5 separate regions of the Homo sapiens genome follow, and regions 1, 2, 4 and 5 are each linked to region 3. Evidence: chromatin contacts called from ENCODE Hi-C or POLR2A ChIA-PET data. All regions are on one chromosome and are shown on one strand. Each heading gives the region's core, a stretch centred on a gene start or an enhancer-like site at or near the end of the contact. The rest is flanking DNA. Distances are from core to core; before and after follow the strand shown. Region 1 holds the start of SCAF8 (SR-related CTD associated factor 8). Region 2 holds the start of IPCEF1 (interaction protein for cytohesin exchange factors 1). Region 3 holds the start of MTRF1L (mitochondrial translation release factor 1 like). Region 4 overlaps IPCEF1 (interaction protein for cytohesin exchange factors 1). Region 5 has its middle 110 kb from the start of ESR1.

Region 1 (2,700 bases), core at 5-2,504, 1.7 Mb after region 3:
AAGTGTCAGTAAAAGATCATGGCTAGGCCTGAAGATGGGAGACGGTGGAGAAATCTGTGACAGAATTTGAGATTTTGAAAGTAAATATAAAAGCACTTGGTGAGTTATCCCTGTTACCTTCTCAGTAGCCAGGCCCTATACTAAAGCTGCCAATGAAGTAGAATGAAGGCTCTGAAACCTCAAGAAGGGCCTTACTTTCCCAGTTTCACGGGGCTCTGCGCACAGCTCTTAGGAACTACCTTGATTCCAAAACTCTCCAAAAGTACGATCCTGCCCTTATGTTCCTCTCTCCCTTTGAGTGAATTTGGGAATGATTGTTGAAAAATGACTTTCAACAAGAGGACAGCAGTGTTCGGGGTTCCACGATACATCCCTATCTTTTAACATCGATAAGTATTTTTAAATTGGTACCTTATTTTGCGCTGCACGAGAGAGAAGGCTTTTTACTAGCAGCATCTCCTAATCCATCTAAGAAATACTGTATTTACCTTTACTCCAAGTATCCTAGGGCAAAATTCCTTTAGAACAATTCATCTTCCGAAACAGACGGGTTCCCTTTTCACCTATTCAAGTGTTGTGCATTCTAGGGTCCCCTTCCCGCCTTGCAGACAAATGCGCTCATTGTGCCACTCCAGTCCCTGGATCCTATGCAGCGGGCATTTCCTGCAAGGAGCTGCTGCATGCCTGTTTCCCTCGCCGCCTGCCCCAACCCGAATCCAAGGCTTTGGTTTCTAATGTTCCCTCCCTGTGCAGTTAAAACAATTGAGTTCAGTTACTAAATAGATGACCAGGAACTTTTTCTTGGCGAAGGCTGCGGATGTTTAGGGCACTGTCCAGTAAAGTTGTGAAAAGCAACTAAACCCTGCCGCTTGTGCAAAAGGACCAATCCACCGGGAAACAAGGGAAACGCGCACATTTCCTCAACTTGCCGCTTCTTGGGCACGTTTAGGCTCTTATTAGAGCCGCGCTTTGGAGTTGCCTCCTCCTGCTGTACAAACCCGCCGCGGCGTTCCCCCGGATGCCGCAGCGCTCACTCCCGCGTCCGCGGGGCGCGGGGAGGGGGCGAGGCGCGGGCGGCCCCGGAGCCAAGGCGAGGGCAGCGGAGCCCAGCCGGGCCTACGGGCGGCGACGCTCTGGCCCCAGCGCGCTCGATGGTTTCCGCGCGGCCGCCGGGGCTCGCACGGTCCAGTCGCCAGGGGGCGCGCTAGCCGGCGCCGCGGATCCCCGAACTGCGCGGCCCGACTCGAGTCCGCCATATTGGATGCCGCAGCCGCTGCTGCCAGCGCTTCCTCCTCTGTCTTCGCCGAGCGGGGCTGGTTCCTGCGGCCCGAGCGGCGGGGAGGTGAAACAGGAGCCCGTCGGAGGAAGGGGCAGAAGGGAGTGGAGAGTGTAGGGGAAGGGGCTAGAGGGAGGGGGACCGAAACGGAGCGGGGCAGAGAAGAGAAGGCGCCGCGGCCCAGCCCCTCCCCCGCCCGCCGCCGACCCGCCCCGGCAGCGCCTCTGTTCCCTAGAACGGCGCTCCCCCCGCCCTAGCGGCCATGCCGGTGCCGCTCTGCCGCTGAGGGAGCCCTTCCCCGCCAGCGCGTGCCCTTCCACTCCGCCCCGAGGTCGCAGCGGCCCGCTCTCCCGCCAGCGCCCCCTCCTCGCGGCCACGCAGCAGCCCGCGTCTCGCTCTCCCCACCCAGTGCAGTGGCCGCCGCCTCTTCCGCCGCCGGGCTCGGGGCCTCCGCAGCGACAACATGGAGGCCGTGAAGACCTTCAATAGCGAGGTTGGTATGGCAGCCGGGTTCCCCTGCTCCTGCCCGCACCGCCCCCACCCCTGGTCGAGGCCGGGGCCCGGAGGGTGGGCGCGGGCCTGCGGGTTTTTTAAGGGTGGGGTGAGCGGTGGCCTAGCAGTGCCCGTGGGGGAGGGGTGTTTCTCCTCTGGGTGCCCCTCCCCCGGGTCCGGGAGGAGGGTTGGGGGAGGGCCGCCCTGGGGCGGAGGGAGGTTCTGGCGTCTCCGGCGTCCTATGGAATGGCTGCGAGCTCGGAGGGAAAGACCCGGTTGGGCCCTCACCCGGAGACTCCCGACAGGTCCCTCGAGGTCAGTTCCGCCGAGGCCTGGCCCGCCCACCTCCTTCCTGGGCCTTTGAGGATTTAAGTGGACGCTGGACATGACTCTCCAGACCTTCCCGGGTCCTCACTGAGGCTAACACCGATTGGGGGCGGTGGGGGAAATGAACCTACGGGGTGTTGATCTGTGGTCACGTTACACGTAGTGTTTATAATTGAGGCATTGTTGACTAGGTAATTTGCCAGCTAGGGACTTGAGCTAATTGGATGGTTGGTAGGCAGGCAAAGGTTATTCTGCAATATCTTTTATTTTTACTCGCTCCTCTTCTAATCCATCACGACATAAAGACAAATGGTAGGGAGAGATCTGTGCATCGAGAGATGGAAGATTATGGGGGAAACATTTCTCGCTGGTTCATTCACGTGTCAAACAAGATTTTAAAAAGCAGATTCCATTTTCACTGTGTAGTTGAATTTACTAGTCTGGAAGAAGACAGGTTTTGATGTATTCAATTTCTTTTTAAACTCCGACTTCAATAGGCCTTAATGTAAACATCAAACATAGCAAGTACACATCTGCACAGTCAGCATTAGTATCCCTACCCGTACGCCTTGGAAAGTGTAATTATGGCCGGGAACAGTGGCTCA
Region 2 (2,700 bases), core at 118-2,617, 1.4 Mb after region 3:
ATGTGAGCAGAAAGAAATGTGTGTTCTTTCCATTTCTGTTTCTTTTCTTTCTTTCTTTCTTTTTTTTTTTTGAGATGAACTCTTGCTCTGTCACCCAGGCTGAAGTGCAGTGGCGCAATCTCAGCTCACTGCAACCTCCGCTTCCCGGGTTCAAGCAATTCTCCTGCCTCAGCTTCCCAGGTAGCTGGGATTACAGGTGCATGCTCCCACGCCCAGTTAATTTTTGTATTTTTAGTAGAGACGGGGTTTCATCATGTTGGCCAGGCTGGTCTCGAACTCCTGACCTCAGATGATCCACCCGCCTTGGGCTCCCAAAGTGCTGGGATTACAAGCGTGAGCCACCGCACCCGGCATTCTATTTTCTATTTTCTTTTCTTTCTTTTTTTTTTTCTTCCTGTAGAGATGAGGTCTCATTATTTTGCCCCCAGGCTGGTCTCAAACTCCTGACCTCAAGTGATCCTCTCGCCGTGGTCACCCAAAGTACTGGGATTACAGGTGTGAGCCATTGTGCCCAGCCCTCGGTTTCAATTTTCTACATAAAATAAATAACTCGATAGAAATTAGACTTTATCAAGGACAGCACTAGGAACACATAGGCCACTCAAGACTAATAGAGCCCACTGCTGTAGTCAAAGATGCTTCAGTGGGTTATAATTCTGACTTCTATAATTAAATACTTTCACATATACCCCAGCAAAGAAAAATCAAGTGCCCCAGACACCCTTACTAAAAGACTCTGAACCAACAACACCTAGCTTTCATTTTTATACCAGAGATATTTTGGCAAGCCTGAGACCTTTATCAAAGTGTAAAATGTCCCCCAGCTGCCTCCATGCAAAGGAAGCTCCCTTGCAAAGAACACACTTTCTCGAAAGAGGGCGGCCCCAGAGTGCTTCCCCAAATGAACTCCTCAGGACCCAAATACATGCTGAATTGTGCTTTTCTAAATCAAACCTGTGGTCTGCAGTCTAAACACCTATCAAGACAACACCCATTTAAGAAACATAAAAGCAGAGTGAGTACACAACTCTCTCCTCTTTCAAAGCTTTCACAGAATTAAAGAATCTTTAGCACCTGGCTTCCCAGATTACAGAGAGCTGAGTGAATATTACATCCCCAAAGTCATATTTCCTACCTCACTACTCTAAGGAGAGTGCTAGGGTATCCATTGCTTTGCCATCTTGATCTGTCAAGCAGTTACCTCTCATACATCAGCCAAGAAGTGACGTTACTTACATGCAATACAAAGAGAGTAAATCCAAGAGCAGTCTTATTCCTGGATTCAGAAGCCTCATAGTACTCTGAGGCCAAGCTTGAGGATTCTACTTAAAGCAGCCTCAGCTCTGGAAACTCAGTCAACCCAGAACTAACATTCAAAGCTGATCAGAGAGTAAAGCTCTTTCGAAAGAAGAGGAAGTATCATCTCCACTTCCTCAATCCTAACGTTCTTCCTTCTCATTGTTATGAAACCCTTCCTTGATGCCCATATCCAGGACACAGTACATGTAAGGCAAGCACACCCCATCTGCCTGAGTTCATTGATCACTAAGCACTGCCCAGTGTATTCATTTGCCGAGCACATTGGTGGAACAGTTCATGGTTCTGCTTTCCTGTTTTGGAGGCAAGGATGTTCATTTACAGGCATGGAGGGTGAGATGATCTGCAGAGTCATTCTCAGCATTTTTGGGTGAAATGCCACTTCAACCTCTTTAGGTTCAATCTTCTTTCAGATTTCCCTCTTTCCTCCTTTCCTAATCGTTCATAATGCTCTAATAAAGAGAGGGTACAGACACATTTGTAAAACGTATTTTAGGATAAAAATAAGTCTTAGCCTGCCATCTTTTGCAGTAGACATAGAAGAGTCTCTAACCACAAAACTTTTCTTTCCCACATTGGAAAAGGAAAATGGCAGGCTGAAAGTCAGAGATATTCCATCTCATTACAAATTCCTGCCCTCCCAATCTCCCTTTCAACACCAGCTTCTTGTTTCTCTATACCTTCTAGGGAAATGAATACAGCTGGGCGTGGTGGCAGATGCCTGTAATCCCAACCACTCAGGAGGCTGAGGCAGGAGAATTGCTTGAACCTGGGAGGCAGAGGTTGCAGTGAGCCGAGATCGCACCACTGAACTCCAGACTAGGAGACAGAGCAAGACTCCAACTCAAAATAAATAAATAAATAAATATGTATGTGTATATATATATATAATATATATATATAATATATATATTATATATATATTATATATATATTATATATAATATATATATTATATATATATTATATATATAATATATATATTATATATATTATATATATATAATATATAAAATATATATATTATATATATAAAATATATATAATATATATAATATATATATAAAATATATATAATATATATAATATATATATAAAATATATATATAAAATATATATATATATAAAATATATATATATAATATATATATAAAATATATATATATAATATATATATAAAATATATATATATAATATATATATAAAATATATATATATATATATATATATATATATAGAATATATAGAATATATAGAAACCTAATCCCCAATGTGATTGTATTTAGAGGTGGACCTTTGGGGAGTGATTAGGTCATGAGGACAGTGCCCTCATGAATGGTATTAATTTTCTTATTAAAGAGAACCTGGAGATCTGCCCACCCC
Region 3 (2,700 bases), core at 106-2,605:
CCCTGAGTGTTCTCATCTACTTCTAAGGTTTAATTTACCACGTACTGTATATCTCGAGAGCTCTCATATGATTATTTGGGCTCAATTTTTCTCCTATGTCAGTAATTTTTTCTCCTAGACTAGTACAGATATCTTTATTGGAATTCCTTTTCACAGGTATTTTTAACTTAATATGGCATTCAATGCAAAACTCATCTTTTTAAAAAATTCGGTCCAACTTTTATACTTTCATCTTAATTAACAGTACCACTCGTGCTGAAGCCAGAAACCTAAGACTTTTCTTAGAACTAACTCTCTCCCTCATCCTTCTCAGGGCATAAGCCACTAAATCCTAACTTGTTTCTCAAAATGTTTTGTGAGTCAGAACTATGCCTATCACCATTTCTTCTTTGGATTGTTTCAACTGCCTCCTCCCTGGCCTGTCAGCCACCAGCGTTTCTGGAGAATACTCCAATTTATCCTCAGCGCATGCCACCATTAACTTTTCTTTACAAAGACGTGAATTCTCTGCTTAAAAACATTTGCTAACTTTCCATGGTCTATAAAAAATAAATCCAAATTCTTTGTCTTGCAAGGTTCTTAACTATTTTTCTGGCTTCATGTTTCTATGACATCATCTCCCACCTATTCTATACTTAGGCCATACTGAATTTCCCAATTTAGTACCTTTACCCACGTATAGGTCTGAGATTCTGAGTCCTAAGTCTGCTATTAACAAGCACTGCCCTGATACTACTGCAAATGGGTCTCCACACCACACTTTGAGAAACACCGCTGTGGAGCCCATCACAGGGACAGTGCCTTATTTATCCTTGCTGAGCTAATGAGCTCTTGCCCGAGTCCACAACTAATAAGCATGTAAAAGGCGGCAGAGCGCCGTGGCAAAGGAGCACAAGAGAGCCCACAGGAGAGGATGGGATCACAGCACGTAATGATGTCCTGACCTCTGATCCAAAATAAAAACGGCTGCAAGTGAGTAAAGAGTTTCAAACTCGGGTAGTGTGGGCAGTGGAAAAGTCAAACGAAGAGTCAAGAATGTGCTCTGACGCCTCTCCCCCGGGCCCGACCCTTACCGTGCAGCAAGTGCTCAGTCTCCCGCAGCTCCCGCTCCTTCTCGTTCAGCAGTTTGATCACCGCCAGCAACTCGGGCCTCCTGACCTTCAAATGGGCTTCAGACCCCGCCTGGCGCTCGAGGAAGGTCCGCAAGGGCCCGCCCCGGGTGAACAGCTCCTCCAGCGGCGGGCTACCGGAGCTCAGGGGCCGGCGGGCTGGGCCAACGGCCCGGCGGGGCCAGAGCCACCGGGCAGCGCCCCACAGAACCCGGGACCGCATCCTTAGTCCGAGATCGCGGACCCTGACCGGAACCGGAAGTTCCGGACACAGCAGCCCTCGCGACAACACCCAGAATTTGGAGATAAGGGTGAGAGCGCACCAAGCCCCGCCCAGCGCAAGCGTTGCTTTTTAAAGGATTTTCCGGAAGCCTTGGCGGGAACTTCCTGCCAAGCGTGAGAACGCTGCGAACTTCCCGGAGGCCAAAAGTTGAGGGGGCTGAGCGGAGCGTGATTGGGGAGGGGCGGGCCTGGGAGACCTTGGGCGCCTCCTCTGAAAGCCTCTTGGTAGGTATCCGGTTGATGGGTGACGTGTTTGGCCGGAAAGGGAGAGCAGCAGATTGCCCCTCTGTTTTCTGATAGTGAGGATTTCTTTCCCATGCACTGAGTCGGGGCCTCCAGAGCCGCAGTGCAGGGCAGTCGAGGGTCCGCTGCAGGGCGGAGGTCACAGCCGCGCAAGTCGTCAGTCTCCGGTGCAGGGCTGCCGCTGAGTCTTCAAGAGCGAGTTTTATTATGGACAGGCGTGTGTTTATTCCTCCTCCTTTTTTCCTGCTTATGTTTCTCTTGTCCACGGTGGGTGAGGTTCGTGGTAATAAGGACTTGATAAGTGTATTATGAGATAACCACTGAATGAATTTGCACAATAGACGTGCGTGCCCTTCATCTGCCGCGTCATTTACTTGCTTTCAAAGGACTTTATTATTCACCTGCCCATTCATTTTCACTTAGTCCCACTTATCGTCAGCTTTTTAAAGAGGTGGAGTGATTCCGTGTTACAGCAACCTACAGCCCAACAAAGCCTTCAGATATCTGCCTCCAGGAGTCCAACCCTCATCCCTTTCCAAAGAACTGGTAGCGGATAGGTGCCAGCAATACCGACATTTATTGGCACAATGCTTTGCACTTTTCAAAAGACCTGTTCACAGCTCAACGGAGAAATAAATATGAGGGAATAAACACAACCAAGACAGTCCTGGGAATGCAAGGGCTAAACGCTCAATCTGAGAACTGCCACTACCTAACTGGTTTGGGCAGCGTCTACTAAGTGGTATTTCACTGTTGAGAGAGGTGATATATTAGAAGTACGAAACTTCTAATTTATTCATAAAAAATAAAATGGTAAAAAATGGGAACCCTTATCAAGGTTAAAATATCCTTAGGTCATCTAATCGAAACTGTTAAGTATAAACATTCTTAGAAAATAACGTTTGCATTGCCTCTCTCTTTTCATCTCTTAGCACGATAACAAATGCAGAGTGAGTGGAAGAATGAAATGACTCTTCAAACATCAGGAAGCAAAAATAGTTTTTTGCTACTTAAAGGCTCCACCTAATTATCTCAGTTCTTTTCACTTTGTGTATTCAAGCTACAC
Region 4 (2,700 bases), core at 137-2,636, 1.2 Mb after region 3:
AATCCTGAAACTATTAGAATCCCTCGTGGAATAGTAACATTAATAACAGAACTTAAAAGTCTCCTTTAGCAAGGATGTAAATGTCGACACTCCCTTCCTCCCCAGCCAGAGTAGTCAAACAGGATGGGTTTCTTCTCCATAAAACACAGAAGCATAACCTACATATCTACTGCACCAGAAATGGCTTCTATAACTTATTTGTTTATTTACTCCGCTCCAATTCCCAGAAATCAAAATGAACTTTCCCATAGGGATCACCTGATGCCTTTAACGTATCCCTCATTAAAACGGCTGGGAATAGGAGGAAGAAAGCAGACTCACCATTTGATTGCTATACCAGTACAGTGACGACCCCTTCAGTATCACCCAGAACTTTTTCCATTTGTTGCTTAGGAAACTTCCCTTTTCCTTTTTCTTATACAGCCACCCTTGGCAGTCAGCATGGCCCAGATCTTTACACGATATCCTCCTCCGACTCATCGTGAGAAAACCTGCAATGATTACATGAAGAGGTAGATAATGTATTACCCTGATTTGGTAGGTAAAGTATTATCCTGATTTATGTGACAGAGTGAAAGGCAACTTTTAATTGTTAACCCCCCGGGGAGCTGGATTTTTCACCAAGATTTATGCAAAGCCTATGCAAAACCTATGCAAAACCAATGCAAAAAAAAAAAAAAAAAGCCATGTGTCTGTTTTATTTTTAAACATTTGTTTCATGCTTAGAAGGTATAAGATACGGCCAAAGAAACAGCGCAGCAGGAGTAATATGCAAGTATTAGTCTAAGAATAGTATTCACCAAGAATAAGTTGAAAATAATTAAAATTGTAAGGCTGGCGGGCATATCAGTGCAGTAACATAGCTCCTCTCAACAATAACAGCCGTAGTTATGCAATAGATGTTGAAGGGTTAATGCCCACCTCAATACACAGCTACTTCCCGACTCACTGCCAGTTTTTCTAAGCTCTTTTGACATACCACGAGGGATTAATCCAAATGAACAACATGTCGTCATTTCTTAAAATCGATTCAACAATAACCAAAAATTAATCTGCCGTCCACCTCCTCTTATTAGCATTAAGACAGACAGAAATCTGATCCCAAGGAAGGCACCCCGGAGAAAAGCCACACTCAACGTACACAAAATGGAGATAAAGAAACAAAAGAGATCTAATTACCTTGAGTTTTCCTCCTGGGCTTCTGACGCAAGGGAACCTGCTGAAAATGCAGGAAGGAAAGAAAAGAGGAAATTTCTGATTGTGTTGTAACATTTGTAAAGAGAGAAGGAGGGAGGAGGTGGCAGTGTTTATGAGCAGGATGGAATCTAAAAAAAAACTCTCCAGGCAGAGCTTAACGGGGAGCTACTAGCTGAGGCACAAAATGTGCTAATTAGAATCAATATACATTGAGCTGAACCTGAAAAAAAAAAAAAGTCACAGAGCATTTATCACTGATGTTTCCTGTTCCCACCCACAAGCCGCTCTCACTACTACTTTAGTTATGATAGCACAGTGTTCACGGAAGTTTTAAAAATCAAAAAATATTTCCCCTTTTGTGTTTTTGTGAGAGAAGGAAAAATATATCTGCTTCTTTTGCAATTTCTAAATAACAATGATTATTCAGATAAACCTGGAAGATAATTGTTACAATCTCAAAATATTAGAGTCACTTGACTATTCAGCTCATAGTCCTGCTACCACGTAGGGTTAGACCTAAACCACATGAATTAAATATCCCAGAAAATGAAATTCCACAACCTCTTTCAGTGAGAGTTCAGTAGCAATCAACCCTCCTTATCAGGAAATTCTTATTTACAGACAAATTAAAGTTTGTTATTCTGTCTTTAAATATCTCTGAATATTTCTCACGTTTTATGGAAGATAAATTAGTTACCACCTACTATTCTGTACTAGCTCTTCAAATCAGACATAAGACAACATATATGAAATATACATTTTTTCCACAATACATTTTAAACAAACATACAATCAGACTATCAGCAAAAATAAAAAATATTTTTAAGTGCTTTAAAATACGTGTGTGTGTGTGTGTGTGTGTGTGTGTGTGTAGAGAGAGAGAAAAAAAATTTTGCTTAAAGAAGTTCTATTTGTTTTTTCTTTACAAATATCTAAGCTGAACTGATTTAAATTTGAAAGACAACCTTTTCCGTTAACAGGTAGAGAACTCAGGGGAAAAAACGTGTGAAAATGAAAAGCAGTTCCAAAATTTGGTATGTAATCTTAGTACAGCATTTTATAATGTTTTCTAGAGGTTCCTGGCTTATAGTCTACATATCTAACTATTGATCTGATAGCTATTGTATATGGTTCTACTGTATGTTTGAAGAAGGGATATGACATAGTGAAAAGAGGAGAAGGTCTTTAAATCCAGAGGCCTGGAACCAATTCCTGGCTATTATAATTAGTAGCTGTGGTGCCCAAGAAAATAGCACTCTCTGAATCTGCTTCTTCATTTATAAAATGAAGATATTGATAATAATTCTAATCCTATAGGTCTTATAAAGATTTTACAAGATTTATTTGTGAAAATCCTCTGAGAACTAAACAACATCCCTTTATATGAGTATGTGTAATATAATATTATATCGTTGAGATAAACAAATACTTTATATCTAATAAACAGAAAAAAATCATAATTTTTATAAGTATGATTTATGTATCCTTCAGCAATTACAACGA
Region 5 (2,700 bases), core at 110-2,609, 1.3 Mb before region 3:
TGGAGTGCACCTGCTAATTCTGAAGCCTCCCTAATACAATGTTAAACTTTCCTTTTTTTTTTTTTTTTTTTTTTGAGAAAAAAATTGTAAATTAGGTTCACTGTTGCTTGGAATTAGGAAAAAATAAAAACACAGGCATACTAATATTTCAGATGGAAAAACAAAGTTAAGAATTCAACAAGTTTTTTTCCCCCACTCTATCATGTCTTGCACATTTAAAGCTGTTATACAACATTTTAAAAACAAACCAAAAAAACCCAGGGCCTTTTTCCAACAGCTTAGGCTGATGACCCACAGTAAAAAAGTGCCCCATGGGATATTCTTAAAGCACCCCAAGGGAGTCTATTGAAATAACTTAAAGTAAAAATTCAGAAGAATTTTACATGTAATTAAAAATTAAGAACGTTGTTTTATAAGCAATAGGGAAAAGCTGTATTAAGTTGCATTGCTCAATTTCTCACTTGCTCTGTGCAGTGACTGCTTTTTCAACCATGTAACAACGTCTGAATCTTCGTGGTAAAATCATACCTATCACAGCCACAGCAGGTTTTGTTCTGCTGCTGCACATGTGATTTGAGATACTGTGGGCTGGGAGTTTTTTTTTTTTTAATTTCTAATGGCAAAATGGATCTATAGAAATGGAAGTCATCTGTAATCTCAGCACTTTGAGAGGCTGAGGTGGGTGGATCACCGGAGGTCAGGAATTGGAGACCAGCCCAGCCAACATGGTGAAACCCATCTCTACTAAAAAGATAAAAAATTAGCTGGCGGGCGTGGTGGTGTGCGCCTGTAGTCCCAGCTACTTGGGAGGCTGAGGCAGAAGAAATGCTTGAACCCAGGAGGTGGAGGTTGCAGTGAGCCGAGACCGCACCGTTGCACTCCAATCTGGGTGGCAAGAGCGACACTACATCTCAAAAAAAAAAAAAAAAAAAAAAAGAAGAAGAAGAAATGGAAGTCATCCCGTGGGCCTGAGTTGGTGTAGTGGATTATGGCCTGTGCGTGAATGAAGAAATACTTGCCAATGGCATCAGTGGTAACTAGCTTAAGCCCTACTCAGCTTTGTAAAATAATGTAATCAAGGAATTTGATCTGAACAGGTAAGCCAAACATTGATTCTTCAGTGCCTATTGATAAGTGAGACTACTTTTCTTTTTAACAGCCTTATTTCACTTAAGTGGGGAGTCAAACTAGCTTTAATTAAGGAAATCTGTAGAAATCACCCACATCTCCCTTTCCTTCTCTGTTAAAAAAACAAAAGGAAGAAGAAAACTAGGAAGGAGTAAGCACAAAGATCTCTTCACATTCTCCGGGACTGCGGTACCAAATATCAGCACAGCACTTCTTGAAAAAGGATGTAGATTTTAATCTGAACTTTGAACCATCACTGAGGTATGTGTGAACATACTAGTTTCCTCTTTCTCTCTCCTGACTTTGTCCGTGAATTGATAAGATCTAATTTGGTCATCAGTTTGGAGAACGATTTTTCATTTAATTTCTTTCATTATCAAGTGTGTATTGTCAGGGGCTTAGCAGTACACCTACTATCTGATGGGCACTCTACATGCGTTGCTTAGGTTGAAATTAAGGATACAATCTGTGCACTACCACCATTTAAAAAAATCCCCAAGTCTACTGTGTGGGTGAGGTTTCTTTGCATAGTATCAGAGAGGTTAACCAATTTATTTACATACTCAATAGTCCACTCTAAGTAGGGAAAATCCAAGCTTTTTTTTTCTTAAGAAAGAGCTTTTCATTCTTTTTTCCCTCAGAGCTTTACCATAGTTTCCAGCAAGTGAAAACATTTCTTGATTTGAATTTCACAACCTCCTTCTCCTCTTGCCAGTTGTATGGTGCTAATAGGAAGCAAAATGTGAGTGTGCTTTTAATTTAACCCTAAAATAGGGGAATATCTTCAGAATTTAGACTTTACATATTCAGTGACCTACCTAAAAATAGAGACATAGTTCTAACCTTCTCAATCATTAAGAAACATTTCTATTGAATTTAATTATTCAAAACAACAGGTAGCAGTTTCACAAGGGAAAAGACAAGCCATGCCACTTGTATTTGTGGTCACCAAGTAATTACATTATTTTTTATTTAAAATTAAGATAAAATAACTTACTGACTGTCAAGTCCATTTCTCATTTCCTCCATAGAACATTTTAAAACTAGTTCACAAACCTCTTGAAAAGTCATGCCTCTAGAAAGTGCAAATTGTCACCATTGCCTAGAAGCCAACTTGAGAGGCTGTGTATCTATGCAGCATTTTGCAAATCCAGTAGCAGGCATGTGATATAAAAGATTAAATGCACCCCTGATTTGTGAATACTATCCTAGCCTTCAAAATGTTCAAAAGCACAGGAAGTCTGCACTTTTAAAAATATAACCTGCCCAAATTGCAAGGGAGGGGTTGGGTGTAGGACCTAGGTCTGTCTGCCAATCAGCTTGAGATGCCAGTGGACGAAACCTGACTTCACTAAAAACCAGACTGGCAAATATTACTCAGCGTGGTAATTTCCTAATTGTAGAACTGGCCTGTTTGGTGAAGTATTTCAGGAAAATTTTTAGCTGGACCTTTTCTACCCTACTGCATAAGAAATGAAGGTTTCTAGGCAAAGACTTTACTTAGTGACTAACCAAAAATGGTAAATAAAGTCACCACTTCCAGGCTTAGCTACTGTCCTCAAAACAGCTGCA

Evidence for each region. Hi-C counts contacts between places; a loop is a spot of excess contacts on that map. ChIA-PET counts read pairs that join two places held with the same protein, here RNA polymerase II (POLR2A). Pooled maps may share reads with other maps.
Region 1: a loop to region 3 is called in a map of CD8-positive, alpha-beta T cell, with 3 times the contacts of the local background. The contact joins the promoter of SCAF8 here to the promoter of MTRF1L in region 3. A Hi-C loop is called at or near these places in 4 of 168 maps with a recorded cell type or tissue (CD4-positive, alpha-beta memory T cell, CD8-positive, alpha-beta T cell and naive thymus-derived CD4-positive, alpha-beta T cell), 2 of 37 single-sample maps with no recorded cell type and 15 of 50 pooled maps.
Region 2: a pooled map shows a loop between it and region 3 (5-fold over the local background). The contact joins the promoter of IPCEF1 here to the promoter of MTRF1L in region 3. A Hi-C loop is called at or near these places in 2 of 37 single-sample maps with no recorded cell type and 7 of 50 pooled maps.
Region 4: a loop to region 3 is called in a map of CD4-positive, alpha-beta memory T cell, with 3 times the contacts of the local background. The contact joins the enhancer-like site here to the promoter of MTRF1L in region 3. A Hi-C loop is called at or near these places in 2 of 168 maps with a recorded cell type or tissue (CD4-positive, alpha-beta memory T cell and naive thymus-derived CD4-positive, alpha-beta T cell), 2 of 37 single-sample maps with no recorded cell type and 7 of 50 pooled maps. POLR2A ChIA-PET finds 5 or more read pairs at or near these places in 1 of 52 experiments (activated T-cell).
Region 5: a loop to region 3 is called in a pooled map, with 2.7 times the contacts of the local background. The contact joins the enhancer-like site here to the promoter of MTRF1L in region 3. A Hi-C loop is called at or near these places in 4 of 50 pooled maps. POLR2A ChIA-PET finds 5 or more read pairs at or near these places in 2 of 52 experiments (GM12878 and activated naive CD4-positive, alpha-beta T cell).

The regions. Positions count from the first base shown.
Region 1 is chr6:154,732,162-154,734,861 of GRCh38, forward strand. SCAF8 (SR-related CTD associated factor 8) reads left to right here and starts at 1,255. Exons shown (of 20, transcript NM_014892.5): 1 at 1,255-1,769. The coding sequence starts at 1,740. RefSeq lists silencers at 888-1,127, 1,158-1,277, 1,428-2,027 and an enhancer at 1,288-1,791.
Region 2 is chr6:154,355,436-154,358,135 of GRCh38, forward strand. IPCEF1 (interaction protein for cytohesin exchange factors 1) reads right to left here and starts at 1,368. Exons shown (of 12, transcript NM_001130700.2): 1 at 1,237-1,368.
Region 3 is chr6:153,001,354-153,004,053 of GRCh38, forward strand. It overlaps MTRF1L (mitochondrial translation release factor 1 like), which reads right to left and starts at 1,356. Exons shown (of 7, transcript NM_019041.7): 1 at 1,074-1,356. The coding sequence starts at 1,332. RefSeq lists silencers at 1,104-1,163, 1,174-1,283 and enhancers at 1,513-2,513, 1,604-1,713.
Region 4 is chr6:154,246,270-154,248,969 of GRCh38, forward strand. IPCEF1 (interaction protein for cytohesin exchange factors 1) reads right to left here. Exons shown (of 12, transcript NM_001130700.2): 4 at 1,180-1,219; 5 at 322-491. It also overlaps a transcript of OPRM1 not described here. Among named protein-coding and RNA genes, the nearest start is that of IPCEF1, 110 kb to the right of the region's middle. Within about 2 kb of position 1,387, at least 5 of the 41 ENCODE cell types and tissues checked have a DNase peak (open chromatin) inside an H3K27ac peak, as active enhancers do.
Region 5 is chr6:151,700,617-151,703,316 of GRCh38, forward strand. It overlaps a transcript of ESR1 not described here. Among named protein-coding and RNA genes, the nearest start is that of ESR1, 110 kb to the right of the region's middle. Within about 2 kb of position 1,360, at least 2 of the 41 ENCODE cell types and tissues checked have a DNase peak (open chromatin) inside an H3K27ac peak, as active enhancers do.